Linked DNA regions of Homo sapiens: region 2 is linked to region 1. A link is an interaction called in ENCODE POLR2A ChIA-PET data of the cell type or tissue named here. Cell type or tissue: GM12878. All regions are shown on one strand.

Region 1 (4,000 bases):
GTGGCTGTGTTCCAATAAAACTTTTTTTATGAACACTAAAATTTGAATTTGAACAGGATCAAGTTGTCGGCCTCTCACTCCTATAAACAGCTCCAGCCAGAAAATAAAACATGTGTGGATATGATACATTATTAATGCCTAGACTTAAAACATCAACCATAAGCTACTGAAACAATAATTTGAGGATATGGTATCCTTGAATGATTTCTGTTTCTGCCTAGACTGAAACCATTACCTTTTGTCTTAGAACTTATATTTTCAGCTTCGTTTCTAAATAGAATTTCTGCAGTTAACATAAAACATTAAATAAAATAAAAATAACCATCATCAGCTGCAGGCCGGATAGGAATTCCATTCCGGTATCTTTCAAACTAGAATAGCAGAGTTTTATCTTCTGTGAGTTATCAAGGGCAAAAAGGCAGAGGGTAACCCAAGAAACCGAGCCAAGTCTGTGGCAAATGCCCTTTTCAGCAAAATTATTAAAAAGATGTTTCACTCTCTGGCTGGGCAAGGTGGCTCACACCTGTAACCCCAGCACTTTGGGAGGCCAAGGAGGGCAGCTCACTTGAGGTCAGGCGTTTGAGACCAGCCTGAACAACATGGTGAAACCCCGTCTCTACTAAAAACACAAAAAATTAGCCGGGCGTGGTGGCAGGCGCCTGTAATACCAGCTACTCAGGAGGCTGAGGCAGGAGAATGGCTTGAACACAGGAGGCGGAGGTTGTAGTGAGCTGAAACGCTATCTTGAGTGTGGGGCTACCATGATGAGACTAGTGTCCTCGTAAGAAGAGAAAGAGAAAGAAGAGAAGACAAGGCCGTCTGCAAGCCAGGAAGAAGGCCCTCACCAGACACAGAATGCACTGGCACCCTGATCTTGGAATTCCCAGCCTTCAGCACCGTGAGGAATAAATTTCTGCCGTGTAAGCCATCCAGTCTATGTTATTTTTGTTATAGCATCCAAACTGCCTGAGACAGGGAATGACTGCTGAATGGGCACAAGGTCTACCTTGGGGGTGATGAAAATGTTTTTGAGCTAGATAAAAGTGATGGTTGTACAACATTGTGAATGTATTTAATTGCATACTTTAAGGTGGTTAATTTTATGTTATCTGAATTTCACCTCAATAAGAAAAAGAAGGCTGGGTGCTGTGGCTCATGCCTATAATCTCAGCCCTTTGGGAGGCCGAGATGGATGGATAGCTTCAGTCTGGGAATTCAAGACTAGCTTGGGCAACATAGCCAAACCCCATCTCCACAAAAAAATACAAAAATTAGTCAGGTGCAGTGACAGCACTTGTAGTCCCAGCTACTAGGGAGGCTGAGGTGGGAGGCTTGCTTGGGCCTGGAGATCGAGGCTACAGTGTGCCAAGATCACAACACTGCATTCCTGCCTGGGTGACAGAGTGAGAGACCCTGTCTCAAAAAATAAAATAAAATAAGAAAATGAAAAGAAGCAGGGCACAGTGGCTCATGCCTGTAATTCTAGCAGCTCATTAAGCTGAGGTTGGAGAGCTGCTTGAGCCTAGGAGTTTAAGACCAGCCTGGGCAACATAGCAAGACCCCATCTCTATCAAAAAATTTACAAGTTAGCCATGCATGATGGCATGCACCTGCAGTCATAGCTAGTTGGACAGCTGAGATAGGAGGATCACTTGAACCTGGGAGTTTGAAGCTGCAGTGAGCTATGATTGTGCCACTGCACTGCACTCCAACCTGGGTGACAGAGTGAGACCCCATCTCTTAAAAAAAAAAAAGAAGATGAAAACAAATAAATAGTTACACCATCAAAAACGTGAAAAGACAACCCACAGAATGGCACAAAATATTTGCAGAATTGACAAGGCTTCCAAAATATATAAAGAACACTTACAACTCAACAGTAAAAAGATAAATAACTCAGTTATAGAGTGGGTAGAGGATTTAAGTAGACATTTTCCAAAAGAATTTATATGAATGGTAAATAACCACATAAAAAGATGCTCAACATAATCATTATAGAAATGCAAGTCAAAACTACTGTGAAACACCACCTCACTCCCACTAGGATGGCTACAATAAAAAAGACAGACAATAGCAAGTGTTAGTGAGGATGTGGAGAAATGGGAACCCTCACGCATTGCTGCTGGGAATGTGGTGCAGCCACTTTGGAAAACAGTGTGGCAATTCCTTAAAATGTTCAACAGGGTTACCATATGACCCAGCAATCCTATTCTTATGGAGAAATGAAACACATGTTCACACAAAAACCCGTCTACAAATATTAGTAGCAGTATTATTCATGATAGCTAAAAGGTGAAAACAACCCAAATGTCTATTAACCGATGAATGGGTAAAAAAATGTGGTATGTCTATACAATGGAAGGTTTTTCTGGCAATAAAAAGAACTTAAGTACTGATACATACTACAACATGTATGAAACCAGAAAACATTTTGCTAAGAGAAAGAAGCCAGACACAAAAGGCCACATATTGTATGATTTAATTCATATGAAGGAGTTGCCTAGGGCTGGGGGTAGGGAGATGGGAGAGGTGGTTAATGGGTACAGGGTTTCTTTTTGAGATTATAATGTTCCAAAATTAGATTATGGTGTTGACTGGACAACTCTGTGGATATGCCAAAACCATTGAATCGTACACATTAAATGAGTGAATGTATATGATATATGAATTATAGCTCAATAAAGCTGTCATAGAAAAAATATAACAAAGAGATTAAAATCATAATGGCAGGCCAGGAAAGGTGGCTCACGCCTGTAATCCCAGCACTTTGGGAAGCCAAGGTGGGTGGATCACTTGAGGCCAGGAGTTCGAGACCAGCCTGGCCAACATGGTGAAACCCCATCTCTACTAAAAATACAAAGATTAGCTGGGTGTGGTGGTGCGTGCCTGTAACCCCAGTTACTCAGGAGGCTGATGCAGGAGAATCACTTGAACTTGGGAGGCAGAGATTGCGGTGAGCCAAGATCGCACCACTGCACTCCAGCCTGGGCAACAGAGCGAGATTCCATCTGAAAAAAAAAAAACATCATAATGGCAACTGCAACAGTTATATATTATTGAGCAAAAAGGTACCTCGAAACTCAGCAGCTTACAATAGCAAAGATTATATCACACACTTGCTGAGGGTCAGGGATCCTGGAGTGGCTTTGCTGGGCGATTCTGGCTCAGTTTCTCATAAAGTTGAGGTCATGCTGCCCAGCTGATGCTGCCATCTCTGGAGATTCAGCTGGGGCTGGAGGATCTCTTGTTAAATTCATGTGGCTATTGGCAGGAGGTTTTAGTTCTTTGCCGCATGGGTCTTTCTATGGGACTGTTCATGACATAACTTCCCCTAGAGTGAACGGTGAGAGAGAGGGAGAGTAAGAGAGCCCAAGACAGAAATCATGGTCTTTTATAGCTTAATCTTAGGAGGAACACACCTCCACTTCTGCAGTATTCTCTGGGTCACACAGACCACTCCTGGGACTATATACAAGGAGGTGAATACCAGGAGGTGGGGATCATTGGAAGTCATCTTGGACCACAATCTTATAACCACATGTATCACAGCAACAAATACCCAAACTGTGGCAGAAACTGCTTAGTGTCCCCTAATATCCATTCTTCCCCTTTTCTACAGTATAAAGCCCCTCCTTCCACGTTTTAGCTGGGCTCATGGCTGCCCACTTCATTTCCTAGCCCACCTTGGCAACCAGATTTTGCCATTTGATTAAGGTCTGGCCAGAGGGAAGTATGAGGAAGTGACGTGTATAACATTCTGGAGTGTGTTTACTGAAGAGAGGGGCTGGACCCTTCCAACTCCTGCCATCCTGCTACAGGTAATATGGATGTGTTGGCTGAAATGCCATCTTAGACCATGAGAGCCAGGGCTACACTCCAGGGCTGGTAGAGCAGAAAGCTAGAAGCAGCCTGGGTTCCAGGAAAGTGCAGATTTACTATACCAGAGGCATGAGTCTTAGCTCTGGATTTTTATGAGATATTCTATCTTGTTTAAGGATCT
Region 2 (4,000 bases), 780 kb after region 1:
GAGCCTTCATACATTGCTGCTGGGAATGTTTGTTAGTTCAGCCAATGTAGAGAATGGTTTGGTGGTTTCTCAAAAGTTAAACATAGAATTGCCATGTGACCCAGCAGTTCTCCTCCTGGGTATATACCCTAAATAACTGAAAACATATGTTAACACAGAAATTTGTACACAAATGTTTATAGCAGCATTATTCCTAATAGCAAAGGTGCAAAAAACCCAAATCTTCAATAGATGAATTAATAAACACATTTTGATACATACATACACTAAAATATTATTTAACTCTAAAAAGGAGTGAAGGAGTGATAATGCTACAGCTTGGATGAACCTTGAAAACATCATGGTAAATGAAAGAAGCTGGTCACAGAGGTCTTATATTGTATGATCCTTTCTATATAATATATCCAGAATAGATAAATCCAAAGAGACAAAAAGCAAACTAGAGGTCACTAGGGGATGGGGCATGGAGAAAGAGGAGTGATTATTTATTTAAATGGGTATGAGGGCTGGTCATGGTGGCTCATGCATGTAATCCCAGCACTTTGGGAGGCTGAGATGGGCGGATCACCTGAGGTCAGGAATTGGAGATCAGCCTGTCCAACATGGTAAAAACCCTGTCTACAAAAAATCAAAAAATTAGCCAGGAGTGGTGGCAGGCACCTGTAATCCCAGCTACTCAGGAGGCTGAGGCAGGAGAATTGCTTGAACCCGGGAGGCAAAAGTTGTAGCGAGCCAAGATCGCATCATTGCACTCTAGCCTGGATGACAGAGCAAGACTCCATCACAAAAAATAAAAATAAATATAAAGTAAATAAATAAATGGATATGGAATGCTTTTATCAGATGATAAAGTTTTGCTACTAAAGAATGCTGGTGGTTGCACAACATTGAATACACTAAATATAAATACTGCTGTATTGTACACTTTAAAATGGTTAATTTTATATTATGTGAATTTCACCTCAATTTTAGGGATTCATGAGGTATATTTACTTTTTGTGCTTCCCAGAGCCAAAATTTTTTTTTGGAGACAGAGTGAGTCTCACTCTGTCTCCTAGGCTGGAGTGCAGTGGTGCGATCTCGGCTCACTGCAACCTTTTCCTCCCAGGTTCAAGCAATTCTCCTGCCTCAGCCTCCGTAGTAGCTGGGATTACAGGCACACACCACCACACCCGGCTAATTTTTGTATTTTTAGTAGAGACAGGGTTTTGCCATGTTGGTCAGTCTGGTCTCGAACTCCTGACCTCAGGTGATCTGCCTGCCTCGGCCTCCCAAAGTGCTGGGATTACAGGCATGAGCCACCGCGGCCAGCCAGAATTTCATTCCTTTTTGAGGCTGAATAATATTCCACTGTGTGTATATACTACGGTTTGTTTATCCATTCATCTGTTGATATACATTTGGGTTATTTCCATCTTTTGGCTGTTGTGAGTAGTGCTTCTGGAAACATGCATGTACATGTATTTGAGTCCCTTTTTCAGTTCTCTTGGGCATATACCTAGGAGTAGAATTGCTGGGTCATGTGGTAATTCTATGTTTAACTTTTTGAGGAACTGCCAAACTCTTTTTCACAGAGGCTGAGTCATTTTACCTTCCTAGCAACAATGTATGAGGGTTCCAATTTCTACACATCCTCGCCAGCACTTGTCATTTTCCATTATTTTGATTTTTAGTGGGTGTGAAATGGTACCTCATAGTGGTTTTGATTTGCATTTCCCTAAGTGACTAATGATGTTCATGTGCTTGTTAGCCAGTTCTGCTTGTTAGCCATTTGTATTTCTGCCTTGGAGAAAAGTCTATTCCAGTCCTTTTCCTTTTTTTTTGAGACAGAGTCTCACTTTGTCACCCAGGCTGGAGTGCAATGGCGTGATCTTGGCTCACTGCAACCTCTGCCTCCCAGGTTTAAGCGATTCTCCTGTGTCAGCCTCCCGAGTATGTGGGATTACAGGCGCCTGCCACCACACCCAGCTAATTTTTGTATTTTTGGTAGAGATGGGGTTTCACCATGTTGGTCAGGCTGGTCTTGAACTCCTGATCTCAAGTGATCCACCCGCCTCAGCCTCCCAAAATGTTGGGATTACAGGCGTGAGCCACTGTGCCTGGTCCCTTTTCCCATTTTAAAATTGGGTTCTACTGGGTTCTGTGGCTCACACCCATAATCCCAGCTATGCAGGAGGCTGAGGCAGGAGGATCGCTTGAGCCCAGGAGTTTGAGGTTACAGTGAGCTGTGACTGCACCACTGCAGTCCAGCCTGGGTGACAGCAAGACCCAGTCTCTTAAAAAATAAAAAAATTGGGCCAGGCGCGGTGGCTCACTCTTGTAATCCCAACACTTTGGGAGGCTGAGGCGGGCGGATCATGAGGTCAGGAGATTGAGACCATCCTGGCTAAAATGGTGAACCCTGTTCTCTACTAAAAATACAAAAAAATTAGCCGGGCGTGGTGGCGGGCGCCTGTAGTCCCAGCTACTTGGGAGGCGGAGGCAGGAGAATGGCATGAACTCAGGAGGCAGAGCTTGCAGTGAGCCAAGATCACGCCATTGCCCTCCAGCCTGGGCAACAGAGCGAGATTCTGTCTCAAAAATAAATAAATAATTAAAAAATAAAAATATTAGATTTCTTTTCGTTGTTGAATTGGAAGAGTTCTTTATATATTCCGGATACTAGACCCTTATCAGGTAAATTACTTGCAAATATTTCTGCCATTCTGTAGGCTTCTTTTCACTTTCCTGATAGTGTTCTTTGATGCACAAAAGTTTTTTAATTTGGTGAAATCCAGTTTATTTTTTTCTTTTGTCGTCCATGTTTTTGGTGTCATATCTGAGAATCCATTGCTGAATTCCAGGTCATGATCTATTTTGTTAATTTTTTTATATGGTAGGAGGTAGTAGTCTATCTTTATTCTTTTGCATGTGGGTATTCTATTGTTCTAGCATCATTTATTGAGGAGACTTTCTCTATTGAATGGTCTTGGCACCTTGTGGAAAATCACTTGGCTGTAGGTGTGTGGGTTTATTTTTGGGGACTCAATTTTATTCTTGCCATTTGCCTTTGTATGGGCTGAGTTTCTTGTTTTTCTCTCTTTGATAACAGGATCATGGGGTTGACAGCAGCATTTTCCAGAATCCTAAAAAGCTTCATCTAACTATTGGGATGTTGGTGCTTTTGAGTGAGGAAGAGATCCAGCAGACATGTGAGATGCTACAGCAGTGTAAAGAGGAATTCATTAAGTGAGTAATTCTCAGGGATGGGGGTTGGGTGGTCTACCTGGGCTGGCTTCTTTTTGGTATTACAGACTTGTTTTTGAACCAGAGGGTGTATAACATGGGAAGGACTCATGTGATTTGATGGAGCCCACTCAGGCAATACAGGCTAACCTCTCATACCAGATTCCATAACCTTAATCACATCTACAAAAATCTCTTTGCCATGTAAGATAGAATATAAATTCTAGAGAGTGGGACATTAACATCTTTGGGGGTCATTATTCTGTCTATTACAGTAACTCAAACATTATAACACGATTCTCTAGGAGAGTCTTCATTATATTTTAGAAACACTGTGTTTCTTTTTTTTTTTTTTTCCTGTCGCCCAGGCTGGAGTGCAAACATTATAACACGATTCTCTAGGGAAGTCTTCATTATATTTTAGAAATACTGACTTACTTTCTTTTTTTTTGTTTTTTGAGATGGAATCTTGCTCTGTCGCCCAGGCTGGAGTGCAGTGGCGCAATCTCGGCTCACTGCAAGCTCTGCCTGCTGGGTTCTCGCCATTCTCCTGCCTCAGCCTCCTGAGTAGCTGGGACTACAGGCGCCCGCCACCGCGTCCGGCTAATTTTTTGTATTTTTAGTAGAGACGGGGTTTCACCATTTTAGCCAGGATGGTCTTGATCTCTTGACCTTGTGATCCGCCCGCCTTGGCCTCCCAAAGTGCTGGGATTACAGGCGTGAGCAACCAAGCCCGGCCTCTTTTTTTTTTTTTTTTTTAATACAAATAATTTTA

Evidence for each region. ChIA-PET counts read pairs that join two places held together with the same protein. Peaks named below come from ENCODE experiments on the same cell type or tissue, not always from the same donor. Only the 100,000 strongest peaks of a DNase experiment are listed, where the experiment ranks them.
Region 2: POLR2A ChIA-PET joins it to region 1 with 7 read pairs; 2 of 35 experiments call an interaction of 5 or more read pairs at or near these places.

The regions. Positions count from the first base shown.
Region 1 is chr10:72,944,677-72,948,676 of GRCh38, reverse strand. All of the region lies in intron 1 of PLA2G12B (phospholipase A2 group XIIB), which reads left to right. It overlaps LOC124902451 (a long non-coding RNA gene), which reads right to left. Exons shown (of 3, transcript XR_007062191.1): 2 at 3,093-3,331; 3 at 2,969-3,008. Among named protein-coding and RNA genes, the nearest start is that of PLA2G12B, 8.1 kb to the left of the region's middle. In GM12878, no CTCF peak of the experiment used is centred here; no DNase peak of the experiment used is centred here.
Region 2 is chr10:72,160,766-72,164,765 of GRCh38, reverse strand. It overlaps ASCC1 (activating signal cointegrator 1 complex subunit 1), which reads left to right. Exons shown (of 10, transcript NM_001198800.3): 6 at 3,092-3,228. Among named protein-coding and RNA genes, the nearest start is that of ANAPC16, 53 kb to the left of the region's middle. In GM12878, no CTCF peak of the experiment used is centred here; DNase peaks (open chromatin) are centred at 70 and 1,635; H3K27ac peaks cover 1,807 bases.